Regions from separate parts of the Mus musculus genome. Here region 2 is linked to region 1. The links are chromatin loops, found by intact Hi-C in ENCODE. Cell type or tissue: heart. All regions are shown on one strand.

The links. Hi-C counts contacts between places; a loop is a spot of excess contacts. Peaks named below come from ENCODE experiments on the same cell type or tissue, not always from the same donor. Only the 100,000 strongest peaks of a DNase experiment are listed, where the experiment ranks them.
Region 2: it touches region 1 in a loop (5-fold over the local background); 39 of 42 quality-filtered maps call a loop at or near these places.

The regions. Positions count from the first base shown.
Region 1 is chr11:57,775,733-57,780,732 of GRCm38, forward strand. It overlaps Galnt10 (polypeptide N-acetylgalactosaminyltransferase 10), which reads left to right. Exons shown (of 12, transcript NM_134189.2): 8 at 1,899-2,006. Among named protein-coding and RNA genes, the nearest start is that of 2010001A14Rik, 23 kb to the right of the region's middle. In heart, no CTCF peak of the experiment used is centred here; a DNase peak (open chromatin) is centred at 309; H3K27ac peaks cover 253 bases.
Region 2 is chr11:57,546,665-57,551,664 of GRCm38, forward strand. No RefSeq gene overlaps it. Among named protein-coding and RNA genes, the nearest start is that of Gm51895, 9.2 kb to the right of the region's middle. In heart, CTCF peaks have their summits at 2,419 (motif pointing right) and 3,793 (motif pointing left); a DNase peak (open chromatin) is centred at 2,457; H3K4me3 peaks cover 448 bases.

The DNA.
Region 1 (5,000 bases):
TCATCCAAGGCAGAATTAAGGCAGGCTGCATCCAGAGAAGGATGTGCTGGGCCCTTCTGTTTCAGACAATGACTGCTCTCCTGGCTAAGAGGAGCATGAGACCCTTTCTCAAAACCAAGAGAAAGACCTGAGACCTCAGCCCTCAAGGCTAGGGAGTAAAAGTGGCTAGCCTGGTCACTGGGCCCAGGAGGAGTGAGTGGGACTGTCCTCCACACAGAGAAAGTGCTGACAGGCACAGACACCCGGGAGGATCTCAGCCGAGATGCATCTGTGCACATAATTATGTTTAGTTTAAGAGGAAAGCAGTGAAGGGAAGTGCAAGTCCTGCTGAGAGCCAAGAAGCCCCTTGGGGGTGTCAGGGCAGGGCCTGCAGGAAGGCAGGGAGCTAGCAGAGCTCAGGGTACAAGGAGTTCTCCAGACTGAGGGAAGAGCCGTAGAGAGAGAGACAAGGATAAGAGGTGGGAGACGAGAGGAGGAAGTCAGCCATGGGGACCGCTCTCAAGCTGATGACCTTATGCAAGATGCATCTTGCGTAGTCCAATGGACTCAGTAGTCAACAGCAGGTTCAGCCTGGAAGGTTTAGCAGGTTTATTCCCATTCTGAGTCAGCCCTCCGCATCTCCATCCAGGGCAGGAATCCATGGAGAGCATCCAGCCAGGTCCTCTGTGAGTTCAGGACATCCTGAGCTCTGGGAACACCTTGGCTGCCTCAAACCTTGCAGCAGAGCAAGGTCACCCTAGTTGCATCAGGCTGGTGGCCAGGCTGGTGTGGCCAGGGATAAAGGAGCTGGAGGTCCTGGCAAAAAAAAAAAGAAAAAAAGAAAAGAAAAAGAAGGCTTTGGATTTCATTTGCCCATTGCACAGTGGAAGGACAGCAGAGCTGGGTCAGCTTTAGCTAGTGCACATGTCACAGAAGATGGTCAAAACCAGGATACACAAGTTGTCTCCACCAGCTTGGCACCACCTCTCAGAAAGGCAGAGGGTGGCCTGGCATCAAGTAGGCATACCTGCCTGGCAAAGCATGCTTACCCATCAATCCCTGGCGACGGGAGAGTGGCGGTGATGGGAGGCTGGCAGCTGATCAATATCTCCTGCTTTAAAAATAAAGTTCTTGGCTTGGCCTTGACATTAATCTAGTGTCCAGATCTTGGCTTGGCCTTGACATTAATCTAGCATCCAGAGCCCATTATCTTGAGACCAGTGTTCTGTTCCATTGACCAGCCGGGGTTTTCCTTTCCCCACCATCAGAATAGAACTGCGCTGCCCAGACAGCACCCCTGCGTTCTGAAACAACTCCCACCCTGGGAAATGGCACAAAGGACATCCTACATCTATCCTGGCAGGAGATAGAAAGACCCTCTCACCCTTTGAGAGCCCTGAATGGATTAGGATGTGAAGCCCAGCCCCTCAGTGGGGCCCCAGCAAGGGTGCTGTACAGAACTGGAGTCATCCCGTGCTAGTCTCTCAATCCACAGGAGACAGAATGTGAAAACACGGTGGATGGCGTCCCAGAAACAGCTGGGACCCTCCACACCCAAAGCCACTGTGGCCTCCATTCTGGACTGTAGTATCTGCCCAGGACCACACCCACCACGCCCCATGAGCAGAGCCAACTTTGTAAAGTTGAATGGGATTAAGATATCCTGTCTAGTCATGCCCCGACGAGAGCCCCCCCCCCCCGCCTTCCCTTCCCTCACAGCCCACTGGGTGCCAGGCCTTCGACGTCCGTGACCCAGCGTCTGTGCCTGCCCCTGTGCACACTTGGCCGTTCTCTGCACCTTGCAGTATTTTTCTGCACCATTCTGAGTTCAGGACCTGTGAAGCCCATGCAGGCTGCATGCTGGCATCTGAGGGCATGGGGACATTAGGTCACCTTTGTCCTCTCTTCTCACCCTACAGGTGTGGATGTGTGGGGGCCGCATGGAGGACATCCCCTGCTCCAGAGTGGGCCACATCTACAGGAAGTATGTGCCCTACAAGGTCCCTGCCGGAGTCAGCCTGGCCCGGGTAAGTTAGTGGCTTTCCAGGGGATTGGGGACAGCCTCTGGCAGCATGGAGGCCTCCTGGGTCCCCAGGCTGAGTGGTTGGTAGACAATTTCCAAATGAAATCCAACCAGAAGGAACTTAGGTGAAGCCCTGCCTGGCCACATGGAGACTCTGACGGCGTCCTCTGAGGCTGGGTTTGGAGCTTCGACAAATTAAACTCAATCCTTTCTGATACTTTCAGCACCAAAAAAAGACAGGAAACTGATGTGTTGGTGGAGTGAACTGGTCATTTCACAGGAGGGTTACTTGTGGTGGAGCTAGTGGAGGTACAAAGCTTGACCGGGGTAATTTAAAGAAACATGACAAGCAGACATAGTGGTGGTCTTTTATGTTGATAACCTTGGTGGGAGGCAGGAGGGGGGTGGTAAATAAATAGTTATCTTCTTCACCCTCCCCCCAAAACATGTAAAACTGTGATTGACCTGAAAACCATATCAGGGGTTGAAGTTGGCTGCTGACTTCAAGGGATAATCATTAGCAAGATTAGGGAGTATGGGGTTCGTTTACTGGGGAAATAAAATTTATTGGAAATAAATTAAATAAAGGGAACCTCAAAACTAAGGGACGCTTCTGAAAAGACACGGTGATGTTTGAGATACTAGAGAGGCCAGAGTGCAGCCACACACCCCAAAAATAACCTTGGGGGACCCTCTGGCCTGAGTTCCCAGCGGTTCCCCCTCAGAGAGCCATTTTCATTCATTTTTCTCAACTTCAAATACTGCTGAGCCGGAACATGGCCTAGAAGGCAGGGCAGCAGAGCCCTCTAGTGGTGAATGACTCTAATGACAGCCTCCAGGCCTGCTGCTCTGTGGACAGCCCCTTAACAGGGGAGCTGGGTTCCAGATAAGACATCTTCCCAGATGCCTTTGTCCCTCCCTGAGGAATTCCAAACAGGAAAACAACCAGTCTTTTCATAAGCTAGAGACTGCTACTCTTAGAGGCTACCAGGAGCGTGGGGACAGTGACCCCCGAGCAGGGCCCCACTCCCCAACTGCATCCTTTCCCAAGCCAGAGAAGACTGCAGAGCCACCACACAAGCCTGCCTTTCAGCAGGCGCCCTGCAGAGCAGGGACACAGTGAACTCCCTTCTGCCAGGGTTCTAGCCTCTGCTTCCTGGATGGAAATGAAATGCATCAAATAGCTCAAACTCCAGCTCAGCCCAGTTCAAGGCTGACAAGCGCCTGCATCTGTTGCCGTGACGCCCACACAGGGGTTGGTGGCTGCGTCCCTGTTAGCAGCTGGGGCTGGATAGGGTGCCTCCGTGTCTCAGCTGAATCCCGTTCAGGTATTCAACATCTTTGGCCATCTGTCTGTCCTCAGTCAGATGCTGTGTTTGATGTGAGCTAGCCCCCCCCCCCCGCCCCCGTGGTACATCCCACCTATTCCCTATAAGGCCAGCTATTGCCTGTATGGCTGTACACAAGGTGCTTGTACCCACCGTGGCTACAGCTCACTGCCACCCTTTCTTTAATTGCGGGTCACGTGCAACATGTTTGCTCTCCCCAGCGTTCTGGAATCAGAGACAAAGGGAGCAGGGAGTTCAAAACCAACTCAGGCTTCACAATCGAGACCCTGTCTCGGAAGACAGAAATAAGTCGGCTTACTGTTTTGGCAACAAAGTTCACAGGCTTCTAGAACACTTGCTTCCTAATGACAAGTAGGGCCCTGAGAGAGCCAGCATGCTCTCTTTGAGTGGCACATCTGCCTCTAGAATAAACAGTGCAGTCTTTTACTGCACAAGCCTGTCACTGTCACTGAAAGGCAGCCCTGCAGCAGGCGGAGGGGCCAGGCCTTGACATGCAGGCCAGCGGAGATTTCCCTGTGTTCTAGATTGTTCCTGATGTGTAGGGCACTGAGACCTCCCACTTCCACCAGGCCCAGCATTTGCGGTGGAGGCACCCAGTGAGAGGAACTCTCTTTCCAGTGGTATCGGTGGCAGCAAGGAAGCTTGGCTGTCTCTGGGGATCTACCACAGGATTCTTTCCCATGCATGGTCTCCCTGGTGTCACCGTGCCTCCCTAAGCTCCAGAGAAGGTGACTTTCTGCTTGGCTCATGAGCTAAGAACAGTTTTCACAGTTTTAAGCAATTGGAGGGGAATCTGTGACAACTTGAAAATCAAATGGCGGTTGACATCATAAAGTTTTATTGGCGCCCGGCCCTGCTCCCTCATTTACATAGGGCCCTGTCTGTTTTACAGCCCTGTGCCTTGAGACCATCTGGTCTCCAGAACGCAGATCCCCACCAGAAAACACTAAAACATTTGTCCAGCCACCTCGCCCCGCCCCGCCCCGCCATGCAGTCTGCTCCTAAAGCAGACCTTTACAGACAGGTGCGACTGGTTACACTGCAGAGGGAAACTCAGCTTAACCTCGAGATAGAAGTCGAGCCCACCCAATTACCTGGGTGTCCTGAGGGAGCGGGGAAGCGGGGAAGCGGGTCCAGGCCATTGGAAGAGGCCTGGGTTTGAAGGAAGAGGTTTCCAAGCAGGGGCTTTTGCTGGACCCCATAGACTTGTGCTCTTCGCTCTGAATGGAGTCTGCACAAGATCTCAACCCTCCTGTCTCCACATCACTTTGCCCAGGGCTACCTCCCTCTAAGGAAGGCCACATCCAGTTGCCATTGGTTGATGTTTTACAGTTGGCTGTCCTGAGGCCTCATAGTAAAACTCTCAAACCTCTAAGGATTGTTAGAGATCCCACCTTCTGGTGGGATTGGACCTTCTGAGTGCAAATTATTCTTGTCATGGAATCCCATCGGAACTGTTGTTAAAAATGACAGAAACCGGGCTGGAGAGATGGCTCAGGGGTTAAGAGCCTTGACTGCTCCTCCAGAGATCCTGAGTTCAATTCCCAGCAACCACATGGTGGCTCACAACCATCTGTAATGGGATCCAATTGCCTCTTCTGGTGTGTCTGAAGATAGCTATAGTGTATTCATATACATAAAACAAATAA
Region 2 (5,000 bases), 230 kb before region 1:
CTTATGATTGCTTTAACCAATTACTGACTGCTACTGTGCTCCTTCTGGGGGACCATCAAAGTTCAAGTGTGAATACAGAGCACCCCTCCTCCAACTGGCACAGGGCTACAGGCTCTTCAGGTGGTGAGGGGAATCTCTGCTGTCGGCGTCCTTGCCTCTGGAGTCACCTCTGTTCTCCCGTCTCTCTGGCTGTGCCTGGGGGGATGAAAACTCGTTCTCTAGAATTCAGACTCCTTTGTCAGTAAATTAGAGACAGCAACAGAGCTTTCCAGAGCTCTGCGGAGAGGAAGAAGTGCTTGGAGGAGCATAATTCATGTGCAGCATTAAAGGCAGCGAGGAGAGTATAAAAATACACTTAATAAACATTTGTTCTTATTAAAATATCTACTCATTCCCCAGTATTGTAGAGACTCCTCCCAACAATGAGTAGAGCTTTCAGGTTCTTTCCTATTAGACAAAACTTTCCAATAACCTGTTTGTCTCCAGTTTCCCTCCTCCCACTCTGCCCCTTGCATCATCCCTGTGCTGAGATTTCTGCCACTGTGGTCCCCTGTGCTTCCATGCCACTGAACCCTGAGATCCTCCTCCATCTTGTTGATCAGCTTCTGACCGTTCTTCTGCCTTGCTATAGTTTTTCTCTTTGGTCCCTGAGGTAACTACTTCCTTCCTGTAGTGGCACTCCCCAGTAGCTGCCTCAGAAATATGGGGACTTTGTTTGTCTGTTTTCTTCCCTCCTAACTGACCTCATCTGGCTTTGAGTCATTTAACACCGACTGGCACCTAGGGCTTCCACATCCAGCCTGGTCACCTCCACTGAGTGAAGCCCAGGCAGCACCTCCAGTTGGGCCTCAAAAAAGACGTCTTAGTTGGGGCAAGGAGGCAGAGGCAGGGGCAGGCAGATCTGTGTGAGTTCAAGCTAGCCTGGTCTACAAAGTGAGTTCCAAAACAGCTGAGCTACACAGCTTATCTCAAAAAGCAAAAGCAAACCAACAAATATCTCAAGCATAATGTGTTTAAAATCAAACTCCTGGCCCTTCCAACCTCCCCTCTTCTGGAATGGGAAAAGCAACCTTGGAGTAAAGACAACCATTCCGAACTCTGCTTCCCGTGTACAGCCAACCCAGCCTCAGATCTGCTGCAAGCGTCTGTTTCAGCCTCAAGTTAGAGCCAGAACCCACAGCCTTTGTCTCCTCACTGCTGCCACCGAGCCACCTTTGTCCTGTCTGACAGCCATGCCTTCTGGCTCAGCTCCCTGCTTCTTCTCATGACCCCATGACCTCTCCACCTAGAAACCAACATGACATAACTGCCTATGCATTCGAACCCCTTGGTAAGCTGTAGAAACTGCAGAGTCCAGACCACATCTCAGACCAATCAAAAGCTGGCATGGGTGTGTCTGCCTCTGAAAGTCAAATCGAATCATTCTCCTGCCTAGAAACTTTAGCTGGTTTCTTGTCTTTGAATAAAAGCCAAAGTCCTGGTACACCCCCACCCCCCTTTAGCTAGCAGTTCCCACACTTCAGCTCTGCCCCACTGGTGCATGCCTGACTCTCTCAGTCTGCACAGGACTTGATCATTTGTGTTCTATCCAGCCTCCTGGGGTCACTAATTTTCCAGGTCTGGGCACCATGGCAAGGGCCTACTTTCCTGGCACAGCCTGCCTACCACCTCTCAGAATGCATCTTCTTTTACTCTCCATGGGCTTGGTTAATGCCAGATACACTAACATTCTTCATCCTAATCAAGCTAGACACTCACATTTTCTTTTTGCTGTTCCTTCTGCCTCAAGATCCCCACCTGCCACCTCTAAAGCCACCATATCATATGAGGCTTCTCCAATAGCTTATGTAAAATCACCGCCCTCCAGCCTGTCCAGAGGCTTGGTGGTAAGAGTGCTTGCTGTTGCAAGCATAGGACCTACGTTAGGATCCTTAGCATCTACTTAGAAAACTAGGCTTGGTCTGGCTCAAACACAAAATCCCAGTGCTGAAGGAAGTGTAGACAGGCTTGCTCAGGCTTGATGGCTTGGGTTAGCTTCAGCTCCAGGTTCAGGGAAAGACTGTGCCTCAGGGGAATAGGGCAGAGAGTGACAGAATACACGGACAGGCAATCAGGCACAAACGCACGAATGCACGGCACACGAGTGAACACACACACACACATTGCTCCCCTCCTTCCCTCTGTATCCCTCACTTCCACTTTACCTTTTCCATAGATCCCATCATCCATCATGTGTTGACACATATGTGTATTTGGTTTTTCAGCCCCACCCGTTCTAAAGCATAAACTTAATGAACACAAGGACATCTGTTCTCACTGCTGTTTCCACAGCATGTCAAACCACATCTGGTCCACAGCAAATCTCAACAGCTATAAATGGACTAATGGAAACCCAGATCAGACTTACTGTAGTTCCAGGGGCAGCCAGCAGAGGCCGCTGTGGTGCCACTGATAGGACCAGGGGCACATGCTCTTAATAATCAGCCAGCTGCTCCCGTTCCTGGGTGGGAAACAGCCACCAATCAGGCCCAGCTGGGGTATGGATGCATGTTTATTATTATCTCCAAGATCTGGTTGGGGGCAGCTCCGGGAGATCAGCTGCAAGCCATATTCGGTAAGCTTTCTGCAAGGAAGGCATCAGGGTGAGGACAGTTTAACAAAGCCACAACGCATGGACAGACAACAGCTCCCGGGGAGAAAAGGGGAGGGGGAAAGAGTGAATTCGGCCAGACTCAGGAGGCCCAGTCCGGGGTTGCAATTAGAGTGAACATGTGGAGTTGACATCCAGAAACTAGATTCCCAAGAATTACGGAGAGCACAGGCAGGCACGAAGCCTGGCTCAAAGGTGCCCCCGGATGTCCTCGGCTCTTTCCCTGTGCTTTAGCCCTCACACGCACAAGCACTTTCAGACATACGCGGCTCCAGTTCTCCTTAGAAGCTCACCTACGATTGTTCTTTATGACAACATATTATACAAAAATTCTGGGCTTAAGAATTTTAAAACAAGCAGACAAACTTTCGACCCACTTTTGGATGTGTGACTCAAGATTTTACTTGAAAAATGTGGTTGGCACACCTGTGTCTCTTCATTTGGGATACTTGATAACGTTCTGTGAGCCACCCAAGTGTCCAGATAACAGGAGGTGACTTATTAGCTCTCACTTTGCACTTGAAAGCCAGAAGAGATCTTATCAGAGCCATTTTCTTGGCTTTGGAATTCAGGGGAGCCACCGGTTCATTTGCATACAATTTGCATGCCTCTTAAGCATATTAGCTAAACATTCCGGAAACCCTCACCATGGGCTCAGAAACCCACTACAAACTTAATTTCATTTAATCCACCTGAAAATCAATGAGGGGAGGCCTGTTCTACTCTCCCACTATCTCAAATGATACTCACTAGTTTTGAGTAACCTGCTGCCCAAGCCAGGCTAAGCGAGGAGTCTGAGGCCCCCTAAGAGGATGGGAGAATCCTCTGCAGAACAGGCCATAGAGGGAGCCAGAAGGGCAGTGAAAAGCCACCTGGCTTTACAACACGTTTGTCCTCTGCCAGCTGCTGATTTTCCTGCCACAAAATGATTTCAGTGTTTCCCTTGAAAGTTTGGGAGGACTGAAGCACTTAAGCCTGGTGGGACTCATTAAACAGGAGTTTGCCCTGGGCTGGAGAGATGGCTCAGAGGTTAAGAGCACTTGCTGCTCTTGCTGAGGACAGTGATTGGTTCCCAGGACCTACATTGGGCTTATTATAGCCACCCACACCCATTCCAGGGGATCTCATGCCCTCTTCTGGCCTCTGTGGACATTGCACACATGGTACACATAAGCGTACGTATAAAATAGTAAGACAAAGAGCCCTGTAGTTTATCCTGAGACCTTGTTAAAAGGTAAGAGTCCCAAAGCTCTGAGAGGCAAGCACTTTGGCCTCACCTCTCAATGTGTCCCCTCAGGCTTTACAGCCATACCACAGACCATTCTCTAAATAAAAACATCCTCGTGCTATGATTGGTCTGAGGCCTTGGATTTCCCCAGCTTGCTCGTGGTGAAGTTGGAGCCATGCTCCCCACAGCTGTGGGATCCTGAGACAGTCATTGTTTAGCCACTGTCCCCTCCTACTAGCTCACCTTTTCTACTCCCACTCTGAGATTTGAACGGAGAAATAAGGCTAGGAAAGGCTAAAAGCTGCCCTAGTCATCAAGAGAATTAAAGTGGAGAGAAGGGTGAATGAGAAAGGGGGGGGGGGGAGACTGGGGCTGCCCACTCTCCAATCAAGAGCCTCTTAGCGCTAAGCTACCCACTTGGGCACAGCAGTAGTACACAGTACAGTGACAGTGTAGATGGCTTTTGGTATGCCAGCTGCAAAATGCCTTAGTGAGCATTTAATTTCAGGAAAGCTTCATGCTTAGAAGATTGTATCAAGGGATGTCATGAGTTGTACATCAGGAGGCTCCTATTGGCCACACCAGCCTCAGCACCCTATGTCCTGACCTCCACCGCGCCCCACCCCAGCTCTGCCTGTTACCACTCTGACTCAGATGACCTTACAGTTCCTTCTAACACGACTGGAACCGTGGAAACATGACCTGAAACATGACTCAGTCAAGGCTGTGGTGGGGGCACTTGGCCCCACCAGGATTGTTTTAATCCCTGGGTAACTTTAGGCAGGGTCGACACTAAGGTACCTTCTTTAGGCAAACACTCGCGTCCTAAAGCTTCCCTCTGTCGTTTCTCTATAAGACTTCCTTTCCCAGAACCCTTTGTGTCTATGACTGGCTCCATAGTTAGTTGTGTTCACATACTCGGTCTTATGCATACAAAGCAGAGGGCAGCTTTTTGGAACCAGTCCTCTTAGACATGGTTTTCAGGGTTATCTTTAAAACTGCCTTCTTAGAGGAGTGAACCTAACTCAGAGAGAAAAGACCTTTATGTTGAATTTTGGGAATTCCAAAGTAGAGAATGCTCCTAGCACAGCTCAAATGTCTGAGGAAGACAGCCAACGTTAC